Linked DNA regions of Homo sapiens: region 1 is linked to region 2. A link is a loop called in an ENCODE intact Hi-C map of the cell type or tissue named here. Cell type or tissue: left lung. All regions are shown on one strand. Links, peaks and the distances in the headings refer to the core of each region. The heading gives the core; the rest is flanking DNA.

Region 1 (10,692 bases), core at 1,241-9,240, 210 kb before region 2:
AGGTTACAGTGAGCCGAGATTGTGCCATTGCACTCCAGCCTGGGAGACAGAGTGAGACTCCATCTCAAAAAAAAAAAAAAAAAAAAAAGAAAGAAAGAAAAAGAAAAAGAAAAGAAAAGAAAAGATTACAGAATCAAGTTTTACTGGGGAAAATATTGTTTTTATAGACCTCTAGGATAAAACATTTCTGCATCAGGCCACAACAGAACTGTAGGGGAAAAATTATAGGAGCTGATGGAAAAAGTTGAAGGAGAGTTATCATCTCAGGCCTTTTCAAAGGGAGAAAAAGATGAAAGCAGCAAGACACAACAAAAGTTGAACTTCTGAGATATGAATCTGAGAAGTTTTTAAAAGAAACAGATTATAGAATTAAAATGCAAAATATATTGTAATTTCATTAAGAGCAAATCAATACCTTTAGAAAACTTTGTTTTAACATAGGGAATCATTCTTTAGAAAAACTATTATAAATAATTCCCTTTAATTATAGCTAATTTAATTACATATGAAATTCCTTTTATAAATTCCCCTTCATGAACCTTATCATGACTTACAATGACCATTTATGACATGTTTGGATTTTCTGACGTGTCCTATACTTCTCTCTTTCCTAAACAATAAGTCATTTTTCTTTAGGGCAAAAATTTACCCTAAGGAAAATAAGTTTCTTTTTTATACAAAATCATTTTCTTTCCATTATAACTTTTCTTACCAAAAATACATCTTCATATCCACAACTTTCTTCACATCTCTCTCCTACTTACCATTTTTTCTACCTTCTTTTATAAATAACTTTTAAATAACCTCCAAATTACATAAAATTATCTTTTCAATAAGAACACAGCTTGTGGAATGATATATTAATTAGAATTTTCGTTCTTTGTAACCTTGCATTTTAGTGAAAACCTAGGAAGCAAGAAATCCTGAACTGTTTGTCAGATGTTAGCATTTTACAGAATAAACAAACCATTCCATAATTTTTGGAACATGTTTTCCCATACTATAATTTTTTTTATTGGAAATGACCCAAACCTTCAATGAGCAGCTATTATTTAATTCAAGTATACAAAAGTCTACTTGCAAGCATTTATCTCATTTACAAATACTCAAATTTTGCATTTTTAACAGTTTAGGTTACTTCTGAAAACTGAGATATTAGACAAAACTAGTCATTATTTCAAGTTATTTTATTGTTAGCCATTTAAAAAGTCTGAATAACAGGTGAACACTTAAGAACCTTAAACACATTTTGCTGATAACTCAAAAGATTCACTGTTTGCCTTGAACCAAGAATCTTAATTAGTCTTATTTATCAAAAAAAAATCGCAAAAACAAAGATCATTCTGTTTCTGGATGGCTTTATAGTCCTATAACCTTTATGTCAAACCATGATACCTTAATATATAGACAGAGACAAATATAAAACCATTTGGTCAATAAACTCACATGAAAATTTATGCTGACAATTCTGAAGACATTTCTATTTTTATCAGTGATTTTAAAACCAGGTGTATTTACTAAAGATTCACATGAACTTGAAAAGCATTTGGAGTTAATTTATGAGTAGTCATTTACTTATAAACCAATTTGGTAGAATGCTAGATACAACATATAACATAATACATGTACCTATATACAAATATATCCAAACACCTATACATATATGCACAAACAAGAATCCAATAGCTGTTACCTGGGAACTCTAGCCATAAGATAACAATACATACTTACCACCTGATAAAAGATAGCTGGGTCCAAATTATCTTTCTGATGAAACTCGAACTTGGTCATATGGCTAAACCTCATTTGCCCTGATCTAAGAAACTGTGAACCAAAATTTGGATAAAGCAGTCTCTACAGCAATTTTGTTCTAAAAACCTTGTTTACCTTTTTATTCATTCAGTTTCAAATGATTTTGTAATGTTTCCATTTTAGCCATAGTGGATAAACTTTATAAGAAAAACAAAATCTCCAAGTAACCTTCAAATAGTAAGCTTCATTTCAGTAGCAGTAGCTTCGTAACAGCACATTGAAAGCAGCCAGCACATTCAAAGCAGGCAGAGAGAAGTAGACAGAGAGCTTTAGAAGACTCTGCTTACCTTTATAGTTCCATGTTAACCATTTGAGCTCTGGATTTTCTTTACTGTCATTTGCCTATCAGTGTAAAATGTGCACAGAAACTGGCCATAATATGTAACCAGCTCAAGTCCCAGATAGTCTAGAAAAGAGTTCACATGCTTTCTCCCCCTACAAAGCTTGACACAGATACAGGAAGTACACTAGAGTCCCAAAGACGATGACAAAATCCAGGGCTGGGATGTTGGAAACTGTTTCTCCCCTAGGGAGGAGAGCAGCAACCCATCTTGCTACTTTCTGACTTAGTCTTGGCTGGTGGGATGGAGACCATGCCAAAGCACCCTCAAAGAGAGGGGTAACAATAAACAGAGACACAAACACAGATGCAGATGCAGACAGGGGACTCCAAACTGCTCCCTGAAGAAGGGAGGCTGGGGAAAAGTCCTGAGATCTTGTCTCAAACCCAGATGGCACCACAGATGACCTGTGTTGGGTCCAGACTTCACAGAGGTCCAAAAGGCACCACAGACTAACCTGTGTTAGGTCTAGATGGCACAGAGGCCAAGATGGCAGCACAGACGACCAATACTGCTGTAGATAGCTGGAGAGCCCAGAGGCCAGAGACAGAGGATTTCCAGGTGCACTCTAGTTGACTTACCCAGTCCTTGAAGTCTGTCGACTTCCCAGATGCTGCTTCCCTTGAGACAGAGGGACAGCAGCTGATGCCAAGAAGAGGAGGGAAGGGAAGATCCTTGAGATAAAGGTGGTTTCAGCAGCTGCTGGGAATTCCCTAAAGTCCCAGTGGCAGGGTCAGCTGGCCACGAGCAGCTGGCATTTGCAAGTAACCCCTGCCCTTTCTGGTAATATAAGTGGGTGAGCCCTGGCACTGCCACAGCCAATTGCTCCACTAGTTGGAAGCCAGATGTACAGGCTGAGCCGCTCAAAACACACAGCTCCTTACATGAGGCACTGAGTTTATAAATGGCTCATGTCCAGCTGTTCACCACCCAGAAGTCAAAGCATGAGAAGTGTGGTGGAAGGAAAGCAGCTTTTACTGGTCAAATGCTAGCAGATGGAAGAATGGCTGGGCTCAAGCCTCAAAAGAACCATCTCTGCCTTCTGGTCAGAGTGAGGGGTTTAAGAAGGAAAAGGTGTGGAGATATGTAGGAGGGTGCAGGGCTGCATGTCTGTTCCTATGGTTATCTTGAGTAATTGCCTATTTGGGGGTCCAGTTTGCATCATCCTGGTGACCTCAGCACCATAGTGGTGGGCTCACTCTTCCTAACCCTACTAAGCAGGAAGATTCTGCACCTGGTCCACTCTGCCTGGTTTGTTTCCAAATTGGCCCCTGGAATTTCTAAGCAAGCACATAATTAGATAAGTGAACATTGTTCATGAAAGTGCCTGGTGGAAAGGGAGGCGTTTCAAAGTGTTTCAAGGCCAAAAGCAAGAAAGGGGAAAAATTTTAAATACTTTTGAGGCTGGGATGCTCAGTTACACTCCTGCCCTCTCCCCAAAGGACATCATTCTATTATGTACAAAGGAATGTCTTTTTGTGCATTCTGCGGGCATGTGTTTTTAGTTTATGTAAACTTTAAAACCATTTTGCTCAGATCTCAAAACAAACAATTGAGTTTCTAAGTGGAATTGTATTAAATGCATTTGTGAGTTTGGGGAGGATTAAGTGTATGATATCAGGCCTTCCCAGCCTGTGTCTTGTGTCTCTCTAGTCTTTCGCCAGGCAGGTGAATTCTCAATGGAAATCTCACAAGTTCCCCATGACCTGGTCTCACGAGTCTGAGCAACAGCCTTTGCAGCGGGACCGGGTGCCCCTCCATCTTCCATACATTTGGTCCATCTTGCCGGTGCCCTTGTCTCCCGACTTGTCCAGGCCAGCCCCAACTCCCGATGATTAAATTCTCTCTCATCTAGCCTTTTCACTGTCCTATCATCCCTGCCCTGGCCCACTCTCCTCAGCCCTGGAGATGTTGTAGAACTGGAAAATTGGTCACTCCTTGGGCTTAAATACCGTCAATGGCTTCCCAGGGCTCTCAGGGCCCAAGTCCTGCTCCTTTCCCCAGCCCATCCCTTCTCAACCCTGCTGGTGCCCACCAGACCTGCCCAGCACAGTCCAGCCTCAGGTTCAAGGGCTCAGCCTCCTTTTTTCCTCAGGGTCTCTGCACAGGCTGTTCCCTGCCCTTCCCTGACCCACTTCCATAACCCAGCTCCCACCCCAGGATCCTATCCCACCCCACCTCTTTGGTGAACTCAGCCCTCCCCACTCCATCTGCACCAGTCACCTGGAAGCAGGAGGCACAAGCCGGGCCCCCTCAGCAGCCCTCGCACAGATCTGCTTTGTTCTCTGAGCACAGAAGAGAGAACACGTTATTACCCAGCTGGAACACACACACCACTGCGTGAGCTCCAGAGCAGCTCCTGGTATGTGGGGGCAGGGGCTGGAGACACTGCTGAAAAGGGGTGAGGACAGGCTGGATCCCAGACACCAGGACCTGCCCCCACGTGGACCTTCCTGGGTTAGGGCTCTTACAGCCCCCTTGGCATCTCCAAGGGGGGAATTCTCAAAGGAACATCGACCCCCTGCTTCTCCTATTCTTTCTGCTTCTTCAGTCACTCAGTCACAGCTGCCCTCCGCTCACTTCCTTCCCTGCAGGCTCTGTGTCCAGGACAATGACAGCCATCCTTTTCCCTCAGCTCCTCTGCACGGTAGACATACAGCCCAGCTGCAGATTCAAGGCAAGCTGGGCTCCTGGGAATCCAAAGCCTCACTGACCCAGCTCAGAGGATGGCAAAGCTCGTCTGACAATAATCATACCGTGACATTGTAGGGAATGACAGTGCTAGCAATGATGATCTTAATTATTATTAATAATATTATCATAATCATTATTAATATTAGTAATAATAGTTTGCTTCTTGTGCCATGCCCTGGTTTTTGTTTTTGTCTTTTCTTAAAAAAAAAATCTTTATTCAAGGTTTTAATTATAAAAGCAGTGCACGCTTATGGACGAAGTAGACAGAAGTATATGAAGTGAAATGGAAACATGTCCCTTCCTGTGGCCTGTACCCAGAAGAGCCCACGCTTCCCCAGCAGGTGGGGCTCTGTCATCCAGGCTTCAGATGAGCTGCATGGAGATGAGGTTACACTCCAAAGGCCCCCACTAGAAGTGGGTGCAGCCGCAGTTTGCAGCGGGTTGGCTGAGTCTCACCAGCACCACAGGCCCAGCTGGAAGGTTTGCTTGTTGCCCTGCCCCTCAGGCATCTCCTGAGCATGCCAGGAACCTCCGTCATATCCAGGCGAGCCCAGGGTTCCCACACAGCCTTTCCCTCGGTACAGTTTACAATTAGCTACGAACTGGGGAGGACACAACCATGGCTTAACTGAATCATGGCCTGGCCCAACTTCATGTTAGAAATGAAGACACTGGGCCGGGCATGGTGGCTCATGCCTGTAATTCCAGCACTTTGGGAGGCTGAGGTGGGTGGATCACGAGGTCAGGAGATTGAGACCATCCTGGCCAACATGGTGAAACCCTGTCTCTACTAAAAATACAAAAATTAGCTGGGTGTGGTGGCACATGGTTGTAATCCCAGCTACTTGGGAGGCTGAGGCAGGAGAATCACTTGAACCCGGGAGGCGGAGGTTGCAGTGAGCCGAGATCACACCACTGCACTCCAACCTGGCAACAGAGCAAGACTCCGTCTCACAAAAAAAAAAAAAAAAAAAAAAAAAAGAAAAGAAAGAAAAAAAAAGAAAAAGAAATGGAGACACTGAATCCTTCCAGAGGGGAGCAGCTGCTGTCCCACCCACCAGGTGACAGAAGTGGCTACCTTGAGAGAGTCAGCTGCTGGGTCCCCATGGCTGGCTGGCTTCTGAGAGCCCCAGGACTGGGCTGAGTTCTCCTGGTGGGATGTGGGAGGAAACAAGGGACCTATGGCTGGAACAGTCCTTCTGCTGGGGCACAGGGCCTCAGGCCCACCTACTGGGGCCCCCTCCACATCAGCTTGGCTTCCCCTAGTGTGTCGACCTCCTTCCTTCTTCTTCGATTCCCGGTGAGAAGGGCTGGACTTCCCCCGGGGAAGGCTGTCCAATCACCTCCCCTGGATCCAGGATTCATAGCAGCTCTTCTGCCTAATCCAAATCCAGTCCTGCTCTTCCCACCCTCTCCCCACCACTAACTCTTTTCTGATGGGACTGAAAATTTCATTTGCCACCTCCTTCCTTACAACAGGGCATCCTCCCTGCCCTGTCTCCTGGGACTCTCTCCTCACAGGCACACCCTGGCAAGACAAGGGCCTCTGAGCCCCTCACCTGGGCATGGATCTGATGGGGCCAGGGGATGTGTGCACCTCAGAGGCACCGCTCTCTCCTTCCCCGTACAGCTCCACAAACCAGCTCGCACTACAAAGCCCCTGCCCCTGGAGTTAATTCAAAAGCCCCCGACCTCAGTAAATTTCCTTTTTCAGTTAATTCATCTTGGAAAAGGAAGCAGAATAGCAGGGCCAAGGGAAATAGACATCTTGAATTTGAGAGCAGTTTCCAAGTGGCTCTCCCTTCCAATTTAGTCCCGCTAGCCACCCATGGGCATGTGCTTTCCCCAGGGCCTGGAGCCCCACCTGCTGAACCCTGGAATCTGCCAATCTGACAAACAAAGATAACATCACCCTCTAACTTTGATTTGAGTTTCTTCAATTATTCTTGAAGTTAACAGCTTTCCATGTGTCTATCGGCCTTTGTGAGTCTTCTCCTGGCTTGGCTCTACATAGTCTATGTTTTTATTTTGCTTTTCTGTTTCCAGTTTTTCTTTTGATGCTTTTTTTTTTTTTTTTGGCATGCAGATGTTTAAACTTTTTTTTTTTTTGTCATCACATCAATTTTTCTTCAGTGGTTCTGCCTTTGGTGACATTGCAAAAAAGCCTTCCCATCATGCACAGTCCTTTTCTTTTTCAAGTTGTTTGTTTCTGAATAGTTTTGCAAAAAGATTCATCCCACTACGTTCCGAATCTGAAGCAGGTTCACATTTCCTAGGCGCTCAGATGTGCAAAGGGTAATTCTGTTCTCTGATTCCTGAACTGAGTCTGTGTGCTCAGCCCTGTTCTGGTGGGTGGGGCGGCTTGTTCCTGTCACATGGCAGTGGGTTTGGCCACCTCGGGGTTTCCACAGTCCACAGCCTATGGAAGATCCAGCCAGCATTCATTCTTCATGCTATCCTCTCCTTCTCCTTCCATCCTCCTGCAGAGCCCTGCCCCGCCTCCTCCCTGGCCACCCTGCCCTTAGGGGGTTTGCCCTTGTTAACAGCCCTGCCCTTTGCCTCAACTCGACCCATCCCTAAGCGTCTGTTTGCCAGATCACTCCCATGAGCCCCCGATTCCAACCCTTCTGATAACCAATGGGGGTTAGACCTGGGCCTGCCAGCCTTTCTGTGCCCTCTCCTTCCCTACGTGGATTCACCATCCACCACAATACCCCCTCCCTTTGCCCCAGCTCTGCTCCTTTCCCCTCTCCCCACTGCACACCTGTACGGTGTCCCCCCTCAACACCCCTACCTCCCCAATCCCTCCCACCTGGGTTGAGGGTTGCTGAGCAGGGCAGTCCCCTCTGGTCCTTGCCCTTTCCTGGGTCCCAGGTCCAGTCCCTGTGCTGCCACCTACAAAACATTGATGCAGTTCGTCCTGGTCTGTGAGTGAGCCTGTCTAAGCCTTGGTTTCCTCACCTGGCATTTGGGCAGAGTAACCCCAGCTCAGGGAAGCTGAGACAACTCAAGTAAGCAGAAGCGCTCCCAGAACATGCCTACGTGGGAGGTGGAAGGTGCTAGAACTTCCCCAAGATTCTCCTGGCCCTTGACAGCTGGCTCCCCCGCTGAGCAGGCCTTTGTTCCTCCTGAGCAGGTCTCTGTTCCTCCTCGTTTTCTCACCTCTGTTCTCTCCACAGAAAGCTGGGTGTGTTCCCTGGAGTGGAGATGCCATTTGGAACCAGGTCACTTTGCAGAAGTCTGTTTGGGCAGGGCACAGGCCGGTGCACAGAACCGGCCCTCCTCAGGGCTCCAGACTTCCACAAAGACTCAGGCCTCTGGTCCTGCCCCATCAGCCCCCAGCCTCCAGCTGTCAGGGCAGTAGGCTCTGAGCGGGTGGTGGGGGACCAGCTCCAGGGCCTTCTGTCTTAGGGGCTGTAATAAGGAATTGCTGTGGCTCCTCTCCTTGCCATGCGGGAGACATACCATGTGCGGCGTCCCTCCGACCCAGGCCTGGAATTCCCTTTAGGAGGCCAGCCTCTGGGTATTATTCAGCCTGGGACCTCCCTCCCCAGCCCACCCCCAGGCCCTGAGCTTGTCCAGTGTCAGATAACCCGCTCTAGCCCAGCACTCTCACATCTGCCCAATCCCTAATCCCGACCCCAAATCCAGGCCTGCTCCCTCACCCCCTGCAAAGTTTGTTGTTTGGGGTTGATGAAGCCCCCAGCCAAACTCCCACTAACACTCAAGAATGGAGGTTCTAATGAAGACCCAATCAATGTGAGTCCCCCCAGAGTTTTGAAAAAGATGTGTCCTGACGTACAAAGTCCTGGTTCACCGCCCCTAGTAGGAGAGAAGGACACACAGGGCTCAGAGAGTGAGCTCACCCCCTTAACCCCATGCCTTCCACATGCTGTCCCCTCACCCTGGAATGCCTTTCTTGTTTCTACTACATCCAGCCTAATCCAGCCATCTAGAATCTGCTTAGAAATTCCCTCTAGGAAACCTGCCTGCATCTCTCCTTGTCTTGCTTACTGAGAGGCCTGTCCTGTCCCCCGAGGGCCTCTTGTCCACCTCTCATGTGGACATGGAACATCAGTATTTCATTCTATATAAGTCACCCATCTCTTCAGTCATCCTGGGATTAAATGAGAGACTCAAATAAATAAGAGGATGCTTGCATTGTTTATGAGCTTACCCATGACCTTATGTGAAACTGGCTTGGTAGATGTTCACCACATTCAGAGGGCACATTTGTGATAGTGTGAGTTAAAATATAGGCCATGAGTCTCCTAGAAGACCCATTCAACAGGGCCCCCGGTACACACCCCCAGTGCTACTGAACCTCAAGCTTAGTGACTGCTGTCAGAACAGTGCTGGCTGTATTGGCAGGGAGTGGAGAGCTGACCACAGATGTTGGTTTGAAGTCAAAACTGCAGGACATGCAGACTCATCTCAGCGGTGACAGAGCCAGCAACTCCAGGATGGAGGCTTTTAGTGAGCTCAGATTCCAGTCAATAAGTGTTAGCTGTTATTCCTGCTTTGGGGGTTTTCAGGGTCCTGTAGGGACAAGGGAGAAATGTATGGCTCTTTGGGTCTGTCAAGACTCAATACTCTATTCCTCTTCTCTGTTCTTATTTGCTCCAATGGCAAATTTTCCTGAGCACCTACTATGTGCAGGTTCTGAGCTGGTCTTGGGGTCCAGAAAGCCTGTGCATTGTCAGTGAGGAAGGCACAGAAGGGGCCCCTCTTGAGGGGCTGACCCTTGGGACCCAGTATCATCAGGGGTCCACTGGGGATGGGAAACAGGAGGTGAGGGGAAGGCCCAGACGCAGCGGCCATGTGAGGCCAGCAGCCCTGCTCCAGCTCCTGGTCTGTCGGTGATCTCTGGGAAACATCTTCTCTGAAAAACATCCCACGTTCTGCTGGTAAACACTGAACTCAGACCCTCCCTCACTGCCTGCGGCTCCTCCTGTCTCCCCAGACTTGGCTGAAGCCGTGTCTCCCATTGGTCATGCACGTGGAGAGACCGGGGAGAGTCAGCCTCTGTCCTTCAGCCTCACCTCTCCCATCCAGCCCCGCAGCAAGTCTCCTTGGACAGCTCTCAAAACATATCTCCTTTCTGTTTCATTTCCCTGTGTGGGGTGCATACATGGAGGAGTGACGAGGACCTAGTGACCACTGGGCTTTGAAGAGGTCATCATGCACACCATCGTCTCTCGTCTCCGGAACAAATATAGGAGGCACTGGTCTTTAAAGTGGGGAGGTAAAACAGTTATTATTTGTCAATGAATCATGGCAGAGACAGCTAATTGTCTGCTGATATCCCTTCCCTCCTTCTTCCGTAGTGATCAAATCTTGTGTTTAGCATGGCCACCTGGAGGAAAATAACATTTCCCCACTCACAGCTATGTGTGGCCGTGTGGCAGCTTCCCAGAAACCTCCTTAAAGTCATGCTCCACCCTTTTCCTCCTCTTTCTTCTCCTCGGTGCTGCAGCCCAGAGCTTACTTGACGGCTGCAGCTGCCCACCTTGCACTATGCAGGCAAGGGCCACATCCTGGAGGGGAGGACAATGAGCTTGAAGGAACATGGGGATATCATGGAGAGCCCGCTGTGCTGACCTTGGGCCACTCCTTTGGGCTTTTGTGTAAGTCATTCACATTTTGGGTCTGTCTAGTTGCTGCCTAATCTAATTCTTATACAGATAATTAAGTGATAAGCTAATCATAATTGATTGAAGGTCTTCAGTTAAGTGGCTGAACACAATAGCAATATACTCAAAATCAATTGTTTTCCTATAGAACGTAGATCACCAGTTAGATGATATCTTTGAAGAAGACCACATTTATGTTTGCTATAGAAGTA
Region 2 (10,692 bases), core at 1,510-9,509:
AGGGAAACAAGATTGACAGGTGAAGAGATGGGGGAGGGCAAGAGGGGGCCAGGGCTGGAGCAGGCAGGGACACAAAGAGGTACTCTCCTCCTCCATTCAGTTCTGCCCAGAACACAGGCAGGACCCTGCCTGGTGCCAGACTGGACCCCCAGAGATGGGTCCCTACCCACTGCATCTGGCCAAATGGGGAGAGCCTGCAGAGGGGCAGAGAAGTCAGAGCCATCAGCGCCCCCACAGAAAAAGGTGCAGGCCTCTGAGGAAGCACAGGAGTGCAGCAGGCAGAAAGAACAACGTATGCAGGCAGGAGGTGTGTGCATGATGGCAGGGTTTCGAGGACAGCCCAGTAAGAAACAAAGCCAGAAAAAATGCTGAGGTCCCTGAATGTCACCGACAGCAGTGTGGGAAGACCTTGCCTTGGGGGAGAACCTGATCTTAGATGGACTAAAAGGCCTTTGTCCCTCTTTGTTCAGAAATGCACCTTGGGGACCAAATCCTGTGGCTAGAGTTACACGTCTGTGCAACAGGCTGCCACAAGTCTGAACAGCCATCACCAGATGTTGCTCACACCCATTTAGGGAGTGGGCTGTGGCTAAAAGGGCAAAGAGAAACCAGGTTTCTGGAGTTCACTCCACAGCCAGGCTCTGCAGCCCTGACCCTGTGGAACTGACGGCAGCCCCCTCCTCCATGCCTGGTGATATGTGATGTGGGGTGCCCCAGCTGGTCTCAGTGGGAACCTGCAGAAGATGCTTCAAGGAGGAGAGGGAGTGTGAGAAAGGCTGATGAGTCAAATCTCAAGGCAATGGAGGGAGATGCCTGGTTCTTTTTGGTTTTGGCACAGCATTGGTTGGGCATTTTTTCTGTGTGCATGTTACACACGTTCACAGCCTGAATTCTCTCTATAGCCATCACGGTTGGACACAGCTATTCAACCAAGAGCTCAGAGAGGCAAAGCAACTTGCCCATGGCCACCCAGTGACAGAGATGGGGCTCTGACTTGGGTGGCCAGCTCTGGCACATGGGAACAGATTACATCTGTGTGTTCTCCACCCAAATTCCCACCTCCCCTTTGTTTCTCTCCTTTTCCTCCAGCTCCTGGCCTTTGACCTTCACCAATACTGTCCAGCTTGGCACTTGAGTGGGTTGCCACCATTGTGAATTGGGCCTTGCCTGCATTCTCAGTAGGCTGGGTTCCAGACATTTGAGGTCTCAGCCATAGACTCTGCTGGGAACGTGGAGGCCGGGGAGATTCTGTCCCACCTGGTCCCTCTGAATGAGCCAGGCACCCCTTGGAGGAAGTGACAGGCCAGCCCCAGGCATGCACTCCACTGGTATGTTTAGCCCCAAATCCTCCTCTTGCCCCATTTACCACCTTTCTCTGGGTGCCACCCTTGGGCCATCCTCATCCCTGACTGATGACTATTCAAGACCACTTTCTCTGCCTCTAGTGGAGCGTGTCAGAACCCAGCCTGTGACCCCACCCCATCATCTTAGAAGCAAACTCTTTCTAGCACCTGTACCAGGTGCTGGAGCAAGCCCTGAGTTTAGTTCATGTAATCCTGACAACCACCCCATAGGTCAGATGGGGAAACCAAGGCAGGAAGCAGGCACATACCCTGTGAGTGGCTGGACCCAGGCACTAACCCCCAGCCCCACACTCCTAGCACCCTGCTGTCTCTTGGTGACATGTGAGTATGTCAATCTGAACATGCTTGAAATGAATATTTGTCAATAATTTTACCAGACACTTGCAAGTTCATTCATGCTCACTAACTTTATTCAACAAACATTTGCTGGCACCTGCTCTGTGCTAGGCCCTGTGCTGGGGACTATGGGTGCAGTGATGGCTCAAACATAGCCCCTGCCCTCACGACCCACAGTCAAGATAGAAGCAAATGAGGAAGTAGACACCTGCCACACTAAGAGGTCAGCACCGTAGCAGGTTATGGGAGCCGGGAGGAAACAGTCATTCCACCTGGGGCTCCCCTCTTGTGCACGAAGCCTGTTCTCGGGCAGGTGGGAGGGAAGGTGCGAGGCACGGCCCTGTGCAGGAGGACTGAGTGCTCTGGGGCTGGCCTCCGCTGCTGCGGCACGGCAGGCTCACACAATGAAAGCTAATTCTTTGGTTGTAATGACTGGAAGAATTGCTGGCTTTTGACTTCTAGCATAATTACTGTGAGACCTCCGTAGAGTAATTCACCAGATAATTACATGGTAGCAGGTGGGGGGTGGGATTCTTCTCTGGAAGGTAAAGAGGTAGCATTTAATTTCAAGGGGGATGCCTAATCTTATAATTACTCAGTAAAGTCCTATATTCTTGCCAACCTGATTCCCTGGGGCCAGCCTGGCCTACAGAATCAAATCAAGCAGGGGCCATTCCCCAGAATGGAAATTCAGAGTGGGGGCCTCAGGGATGATGGGGCTTCCCCAGAGTGTCTTCACAGGTGAATTATCCTTGGGGCCTTGAATACAGCAGGAGGAAGAGGCAGGGCAAGATGCAGAGCCTTATTTTCTGTGCTAGAGGTGGAACTGATCAGAGGGAGAAAACTCATCCCCAGGCAAGACTGTAGCTCAAAGTGTGGCAGTCCAGGCTGGCCGCCCACCTCAGGGCCACTTAACCTCTCTGCAATGCAGCTCTCTCCTCAGTCAAAGGGGGCTAAGCCTTACTGCCTGTTATCTATTATCACCAATAGTGCCGCCTAACAAACTACCGCAAAACACAGAGGATTTGCAAACCAGCTAGCAATGTACTCCTCATGCTTCTTGGGTCCGCTGGCAGCTCAGCCTGAGCTGCGTCTCATTCACATGGCAGGTGGTGTTGGGGCCACGTGTCTCTCATCCTCCTGCAGGCTAGCCCAGGCTGGCTCCCATGGCATCTGGGAAGTCCCAAGAGCAAGCATCGAAGTGGACAAGGCCTCTTGAGGCCCAGTCTGGAAACAAGCACAGTGTCACTTGGCCACATTCTACTGCCCAAAGCAGGTCACGGAACAGCGCAGAGACAAGGTGGAGCAACGGATTCCCGCCCCTTTGTGGGAGGCTCTTCATCATGTGGCAAAGGTGTGAGGTCATAGGGAGGAATGAGGAACTGGATCTATTTCTGTAATCAATCTACTACAACCTGCCCAGGGGGTTATTGCAATGTGTATGAGATGCACACAGTAAGTGTTCAGTAAAGTGGAATTCTGCTGGTTGTTGAGAATGAGAATAGTAAAAGGAAGCTGGTAGCAGAGATAGGCATGGACTCCTGCTGCTGAATGTGCAGGCCACTGGCCTTCCCTCTTCGGAGACAGCGATGTAGTGCAGATGCCCAGCACAGGCCTTGGGGGGCGGTGGTGGACATGGTCCAGAAGTGAGTTCCTGCACTACCTGCTTCTGTCTTCAGCTCACTTCCCCTCTCATAGCCTCAGTGGCTGTGGTGCAGAAAGGAGGTGATGCCACCCCACAGAGGCGGCTGAGGGTTAAAGCAACACATGCCACATGCCGAACAAAAAACGGCCTGGCGACGGTCGGTATTTCTCTCTTTTGAAATCCAAGCCCCAACTGTCTAGAGGATTTTGTTTAGCTTTACTTCCTGTTGTTTATATTACAAGAAAAGTAGCTAATTCCCTTTCATTTTCCAAATATGAAATTATTCTCTCACACAGAAATGCCTTTTCAAACTAGATATTTCTTCATGGAGCTTAGGGTGTGTTCCCTGCCCTGCCATCCTTCCCCCGCAGGCAGGACCATACCATGGGTCACAGGTACCAACCCACAGCAGGTGACTCATGGCTCATGCTCCTTCTCCAATAGTCACTACTATTTTTTAATTAAATTGTTATTAAACAAGTAATTATACACTCTCCTTTTGAACAACCAGAACATTACAGATAAGGTAAAGTCCCCCTGTTCACCACCCCAATTTCAAATACCTTCCCCAGCCCCCACCCACCACCAATGCCGTCCTCACCTTCCCCAAAAACACCACAAATATCAGCACATGGTATTCTTCCAGTTCTTTTCCTATTAACTTACATGTATATATACATGTGTATGTGCATGTATGTCTGTGCATGCATGTGCTTATATATATCTATTTTCATAGAATATGTTATTATTTTGTGCTTTGTCATAAATGTTATATCACATACATTAACTTGCAACATGCTTTTTCGCCCAAATTGCTAACTTCTTTCTCCATTGACACACGCAGATAGGGCCCATTATTTTTACATGCTGTATAGTACTCTGCAGTGTGAATGGACCCATTTCCATCCATTCTGCAGTGGTAGGAATAATACTTTACTGCAGCACTGTCCTAAACAAGTGTTTAGAGCCGACGCTAACTCTCAGAATCCCTCACATCAACCATGAGGCAGCCACTACTCATGTTTCCATTTTGCAGTTTTGAGGAAAGCAAGGCACAGCGAGGTTAGATGAGTTATCCAAGGTCATATCAAAAATAAGTGGCAAGGCCAGGATTTGAGCCCAGGCAGTCTGGCTCCAGAGTCCCTGCTCTCCCGCGTAATACTACATTGTTTCCCGCGGCATGTGTGAGTGTGGTGGTTGGGGGGTGTTGTTTGTGTTGGTTTGCTTTGCCTTGCCATTTTAAGTCACCCCAAGTTCTCTTAGACTCAGAGTCCTTTGCTTGACCATTTGAACTGGAGGTCAGCCTGCCATCAGAAGCCCCTCCCTTCGCTGCTCAGGCTCCAAAGTGCCTGCTCCAAGTTCAGTATTTCCTGAATTTGGATGTTGGTATGTCTTGCTAGGTCGGGGAAGTTTTCCTGGATAATATCCTGAAGTGTGTTGTCCAACTTGGTTCCACTCTTCCCATCACTTTCACCTGATGCCCTCTGTGGATAATTCTGGGCATCTTCCCAGAGATGCTGCGAATAGCGGGAAACCTCTCCCCACCGGCTCTGAGCCACCCCGGCTCATTTCCAGGCCCATGCCTCGGGGAGCAAGGAGCCCACAGTGTGGACTGTGGACTTTCCCTTTCCCTAAATCACCATGTGCGCCCATCAGAATGCAAGGCCATCCCTGAGATTCGAGGGAGAATGAGCTCCTACGGAGAGCGTTTTGCTGGCATAGGGAGGGTGTCTCTGCCCGGCACTCAGGGGTCAGCCTAGTGGGTGGTCAGTGCAGCGTTTACTAACAGAAAGGGAAAGCCCTTTCTGAATCTTAGAGTGCCTTACAGCCAACAAGTCCATCTCCCTGGAGAGCCAAGAGTGTGTGCCAAGGCAGGATGGCAGAAGGCGGGGACACATTCTGGAAATTGCAAGTGATTCAGTGTTTGAGACAGAGTGCAGGGAGGAGGAGGAATGTGAGGTGGGGTGGGTGGGCACAGCCTCAATCAGAGAGGCCTTGAATGCCAGGCAACGAGGTTAGGCAAGGAGGAATGGGAGGGCGTGTCCATCCAGAGGGGAGTGGCATGGGCAAAGGCCTGGAGGTGTGGCTGAGCGCAAGCGCTGAACAGGTTTAAGACTTTGAGGGATCTGAGAGCGGTAACACGGCCAAGGCCCACAGGTCAGCCTGCACCTGGGTGCAGGACCTTCACTCGCAGGGAGCCATGACAGCCTCTGAGCAGGGACAAGAGCTGGCCAAGTGGGCTGGGGCTGATTTCTCCAGAGGAAGAGGCAGGGGCAATTATTACTGAGGGATAGTGCTGCCCAAGACGGCTGAGCCAGGTCCCTTCCAGGGGGTCTCAGGGAAAAGATAACCAGCCAGCCCTTCTGCAGAGAGAGCCACACCATGCAGTATGGACATCTTGCCTCTGTTTCTTCAGTTTCTAATCCTCTTGGTTTTTCCTTGAGTGCAGCAGCTTATGGGAGTGAGCTTGACAGGGGCATGTGGGAATAGAATTGGCCCCTTGCACAGTGCTCTGCTATCAGTGGGTGGAGCCTGCCAGCAGTCCTTGGTGGGATATCCTTGCAGGCCCCAGCCATACCCCAAGGGCCACCCCTGTCGCTCCCAGTAGTCTATATCCGGCAGAAAGGAAGCCACCCCTTAGTCATTCCCTAGCAATCAAAGGGTATGTGATTCCTGCTTACAGCAGGTGCTTAATTACTTCAAAAGTGCCCCCAGAACAACAGTGCCATGCACAGGCCACCTCTGAGCCTGGTCCATGCTGTTTTGAGGTGTCACAGAGCTCAGCCCCAGCCAGCATTGGGAGTGGTCAGGACCAGCTGTCACGTTCCCCAGGAGAAAAGCATTACCATTCCACTAAATCAGCATCAGCTTCATGAAGACACAAGCAGGGTCTCTTGATCGTCCAAGCCCGTGCTAGGTGTCTTAGATGGGGTTCCCCCAGAGGCAGATCCTGAGACCAGGATTCAAGTGCAAGTCGCTTATAAGGGAGCCCAGGTAGCACCAGGTGGGAATGGGAACTGAGACAAGGAAGGGAAGGAAACCAGTGCTGTGCGGCCTCAACCAAGTCACCTAAGCTCTTTGAGCTTTGTCTCCTCAGTAAAACAGAGTGCAGTTATACCTCCCTGAGAGGATTGGTGTGAGGATCAAGGGAAGTGCCTGGCAAAAACAAGGTAAGTCCAAACGGTTGGAGTGACATAGGGGCCCCCAGGCATCCAGGATTGGCCAAGGCCCATAGAGAAGGACCTACCTGCACGCATGTTTACAAGCCCCAGGTTGCTGACCCACTGCCAGGGCTGTCTTCAGCCCTGTCAGTCCCCAGCACCCCTGCTATGGACTCTTCCAGCCCTGCTTCTCAGGCTCTGCCCTGTGGCTCCAGGCTGGCCCAAGCACGTGACCTTCCTTTGCGACCCCTGGAGCCCCTAAGTGCCACCCAGTAGATAGCTGGGGTGGGCAGGGCTTTTCCTTTGAGCCCTGCTGGCCTCTTAAGGCCCCACATGGGTAAAGGTTCACCAGTCCATACCACCCAAACTGGAAGTACCCCAGGAGCCCCACCCCACTCCTCCTGGCAGACAGGCTGAACTCACCTAAGTGGGCACAGACAAGAGCCCAGCTGGCTTTTGGCACAGGCCCACACCAGGGGGGACTGGAATTCCTGGGACTGCTGAGACCTGGGCCATCAGAGAGCGGATGCTGGCTCCATCCCTTGCCAGTTGTCCTGTAACCTTGGGAAACTTCCCCTAGCCCATCTGGGGTCCCTTGAAATCTCTATAAAATGGGCCTAAGAGCAGTGTCTGCCCCTTGGGTTGTGAGGGGGCAACTGGGGTCACCCATGTGAAGGGTCCGAGCCCGAGGTAAGTGCTTACTAAATGCTGCAACACTAGACTGAAAGGAGCAGCCAGGGGTCCAGGCTGCAGGGGCAGAGGGGTGCAGGTTGCAGGGGCTGAGGGGTGCAGGTGCAGGTGTCTCCAAGAGAAAGTGAGGATGTCCCCGAGGCCAACTTCACCAGCAGGAATATGGGACCCCTGCTCAGCAGGACTCAGGGTGGTGTCCTTATACCCATGATGCTCCAAGTCAACTGATGACAGGACCCAACCAGGGGCACAGCCAGTAACCAGATGACAAGGGCTGAGGAAGCAGGATGGGGTCCAGGGCCCACACAGGCCTGGCCTCCCAGATACATTCTTCCAGTAATACTGTTAGAAGTGATATACATCTGGCATTTCTAGTCCTTTACATAATGGCCTCACTAGTCATCCAACACCCCCACAAGGTAGAGCCTAGTATCAGCCCCACATTCCAGATAAGGAAACTGAGGCACAGAGAGGCTCCTGCCTCATCCAGGCAATGGAGGGGATTCATCCCAGCGAGCCCGGCGCCAGCCTGGCTCCCATCCACTGCTTTAGAGCCCCTTGTCTTCAGGCACAGAGGTGAGAGTGCTGGTGGGAGTTCCTAGAGATGGAGGGCCAGTGGAGCCAGCCACTCCTGGGAAGAACCTCCCACTGCCTCGACCCAGGCCCACTGCAGGTGCCACCTCCTCCCTGATCCCCCAACCAGGCATGTTCTCCTCCCATCCCCAGGCACTTTCTTCTGCCCTCGTCTTTCCCTGACCTGCACTCTCACCTAAGCCAACTCTCCCTGCCTGATCTGGGTCCCTGAATTTGGGCACGGGGCATGGGGGTCCCTGGCCAGGGAGGGCAGAGGAGGGAATCATAAGTGCCATCCACCTCCCCTTCCTCCTGCAGCTTGCCTGGCCCAGACTCCCTTAACTAGCTCTGGCTTCAAACCTAGGCTCTCCCAGCCCCACCCCCGCTCGCCTGCTGCAGGCAGGCCTGGCCGCCCTGATGCAATGGGGGCGGTGGCAGCTGGGGGCGGACTGCTTCCTTCCAGGGCTGCGGCTTCCACATCAAACCCATGCTCATTAAGAAGCACGGCGAGTGCCAGGGTGACATCTTTATTCACGCGCCCAGAGACTTCAAAGCCTTCAGGAGATCTCCTCGGTGGATTAGACATGAAAAATGTTGGAGATGAGATGGAGCAAAGAAGCAGACAGCCGCTCTGGATGTTAATTAGGCAGGGGGTGGGGGCCGCCTCCAGTCCAGGGTGGGTTCCTCTGGGGCAGAAGGGCCCAGACCACCAGAGGCTCTCTGTGGCTACAATCCCAGGTCACCTGGAGGCTAGAACCTCCCAAGCTGCAGGCCAGGTCCCTGGATGTGGGCGAGCTGGACCCAACAGGAGAACTTGCTCTGCAGTGAACATGACTGGGTGACCCCAGCATCCCCATTAGGGAGAAGCTTCAGCTTCACTGCTGCCCACAAATGTAGACCAAGTCCTGCATGGACTGCTCTGTGCGGGCTGCTGCCAAGAAGGCGGAGAGGAAGGGGACATCCCAGGATCTCAGTCTTGGGAGGCAGGTGGGAGTAGTTGCGAGTCTCTGTGGTCAGTTCCGAGAAGGAGGCAGGTCCAGGAGGCTGTGGGAGCCAGAAGAGGTAGTCCAGGAAAGCTTAGATGGGGAAGAGGGGCAGACCACCAGAAATGAGAAGGGAATTCCTAGCAGAAGAAATGACACAAGCAAAGGCTGGAGGGGTCGACATGGAAGGCAAAGCCATTCTCTGTCAGGAGTGTCACAAGCAGGGCTGGGTGCAGGTTGAGATGGAGCAGGACGAGGAAGCAGGGGTGGTCTTGAATAGGTGGCAACATGGTTACAGTTAGGGTTTGGGGAATGTTTTGGTGGCACAGGTGGGAGCTGAATGTGGGGGCCAGAGGTCTGGAGAGTGATTGATTGTCACAGTCAGGAGCATGGCTGTGGTCCAGGTAGAGGGTGACGACTTGAAACAAGAGGTAGCCACAGGAATATGGAGGAGGCAGGAGAGAGAATGGCAAACACCAGGTGAGTGATGGAGAGGGACCAGGGACAAGTCACAGATCAGATTCAGATTCTTGGCCCCTGTGACCAGGTAGAACCTGGGGCTCTCCCCAAGGTGAGAACACAGAGGAGAAGCAGGTGTAGGGGAGGGTGCTGGGCTCAGTATGGAGCCTGCTGGGTTTGAGGTGCCTCCAGGACACCTGGTGAGAGGGTCAAAGGTGGGAGAAGCTTTTGAGCCAGAGCTCAGGGGAGGCATGGGAAAAAGGGAGCAGCCCACCACCCACTCAACCAAGATGAATTGATGCCATGTTGGGCAGGGGCAGGCTCTTGCCAGACATTATGTCTCCAAAAGGATTGTCTCAGCCTGGGAGGGGCTGAGAAAGGGAAAGGAGAGGACCCAGGCCTGGGGGCATCGGGGGCCTGACCCCACCCAGGAGCAGAGTGAGGGGCCTGGGGAAGGACTACCCTTGGGCTGAGGTGACACAGGGGCTCTATGTCCTGGCAGAGCAGGGGCACCCTCTGCTTTAACAGCAGAGATGTAGACAGGCCTCTCTGCCCCCACCATGATCCTGACCCAGGGCCATGGGAGGACAGGCACTCAGGCCAGAAGATGAGACTCTGGCTGCCCCCACAGATGTTTCCCAAAACATTTCAGAGGAAAACCTGCTGTCTCAGAGGGCAACTGAGAAACAAATTTCTTTGGGCTTTCTTATGCCTGCTAGATGAGGGGAAGAAAAGGTTTCATAAATGAGCTTTCCCTCCCCCACCAGGGTGGGAAGGGGAAAATGGAGCTATTGATTGGCCCATTTAGAGTGTCGACTTTGATTTGGTGTGTGTCACCTGGGCGACTAATTGGAGACGCGCAGCTTCTGATCAGGGGGCGGCTTGGGGCCTCCTGGCAGGTGATGTGGAATTGGTGCCGCCATCATCCTGTCTGCCTTCCTGGCCTCATGGCACCACTCAAGGACAGGACCATAGTGGCAGGATCACTGGCTTTGCTCACGTTTAGGCTGTGTGTCGCCTAACCATCCCCCCTGCACACACTGAAAAGATGGGAACTGGAAGCAAACTACTGCACTGTTCTTGTTGGGGGCCAGGAAAGAGACACTTCCCCCGAGTCCTGTGGGGACCCCACACTGCCAGTGCTTGGCATAGCCCCACACCCTGCCTCCACCCTGTCTGAGCTGCTCCTGTGCCAGAGCAGCTGTGGTTCTGCAGGCACCCATTCCCCCATCTGGAAACAGCTCAGCATCCCCCAGGGGAGTTACCCCGACCCCTCAGTCCAGTATCTCAAGTGAGCTGATGGACCCAGGCTCTTGGTTGATCATATGACCCGGGCCTGGCCAATAAAAATGCTGCATTTCTCCGGCCACAGCGATTGGTTCAGGAGGGGTTATGTAGCCCAGGCAGAGCCAATCAGAGGCAAGGAGTATCACGTTTTAGATTTTGCAGCACTTTTGGGAAAGAGGCAGGTCGTTCTTTTC

What was found. Hi-C counts contacts between places; a loop is a spot of excess contacts. Peaks named below come from ENCODE experiments on the same cell type or tissue, not always from the same donor. Only the 100,000 strongest peaks of a DNase experiment are listed, where the experiment ranks them.
Region 1: a loop joins it to region 2, with 2.1 times the contacts of the local background. A loop is called at or near these places in 10 of 110 quality-filtered maps.

The regions. Positions count from the first base shown.
Region 1 is chr3:127,249,678-127,260,369 of GRCh38, forward strand. No RefSeq gene overlaps it. Among named protein-coding and RNA genes, the nearest start is that of PRR20G, 33 kb to the right of the region's middle. In left lung, for the core only: no CTCF peak of the experiment used is centred there; a DNase peak (open chromatin) is centred at 5,245.
Region 2 is chr3:127,459,400-127,470,091 of GRCh38, forward strand. No RefSeq gene overlaps it. Among named protein-coding and RNA genes, the nearest start is that of LINC02034, 73 kb to the right of the region's middle. RefSeq lists enhancers at 6,221-6,722, 6,723-7,222. In left lung, for the core only: no CTCF peak of the experiment used is centred there; no DNase peak of the experiment used is centred there.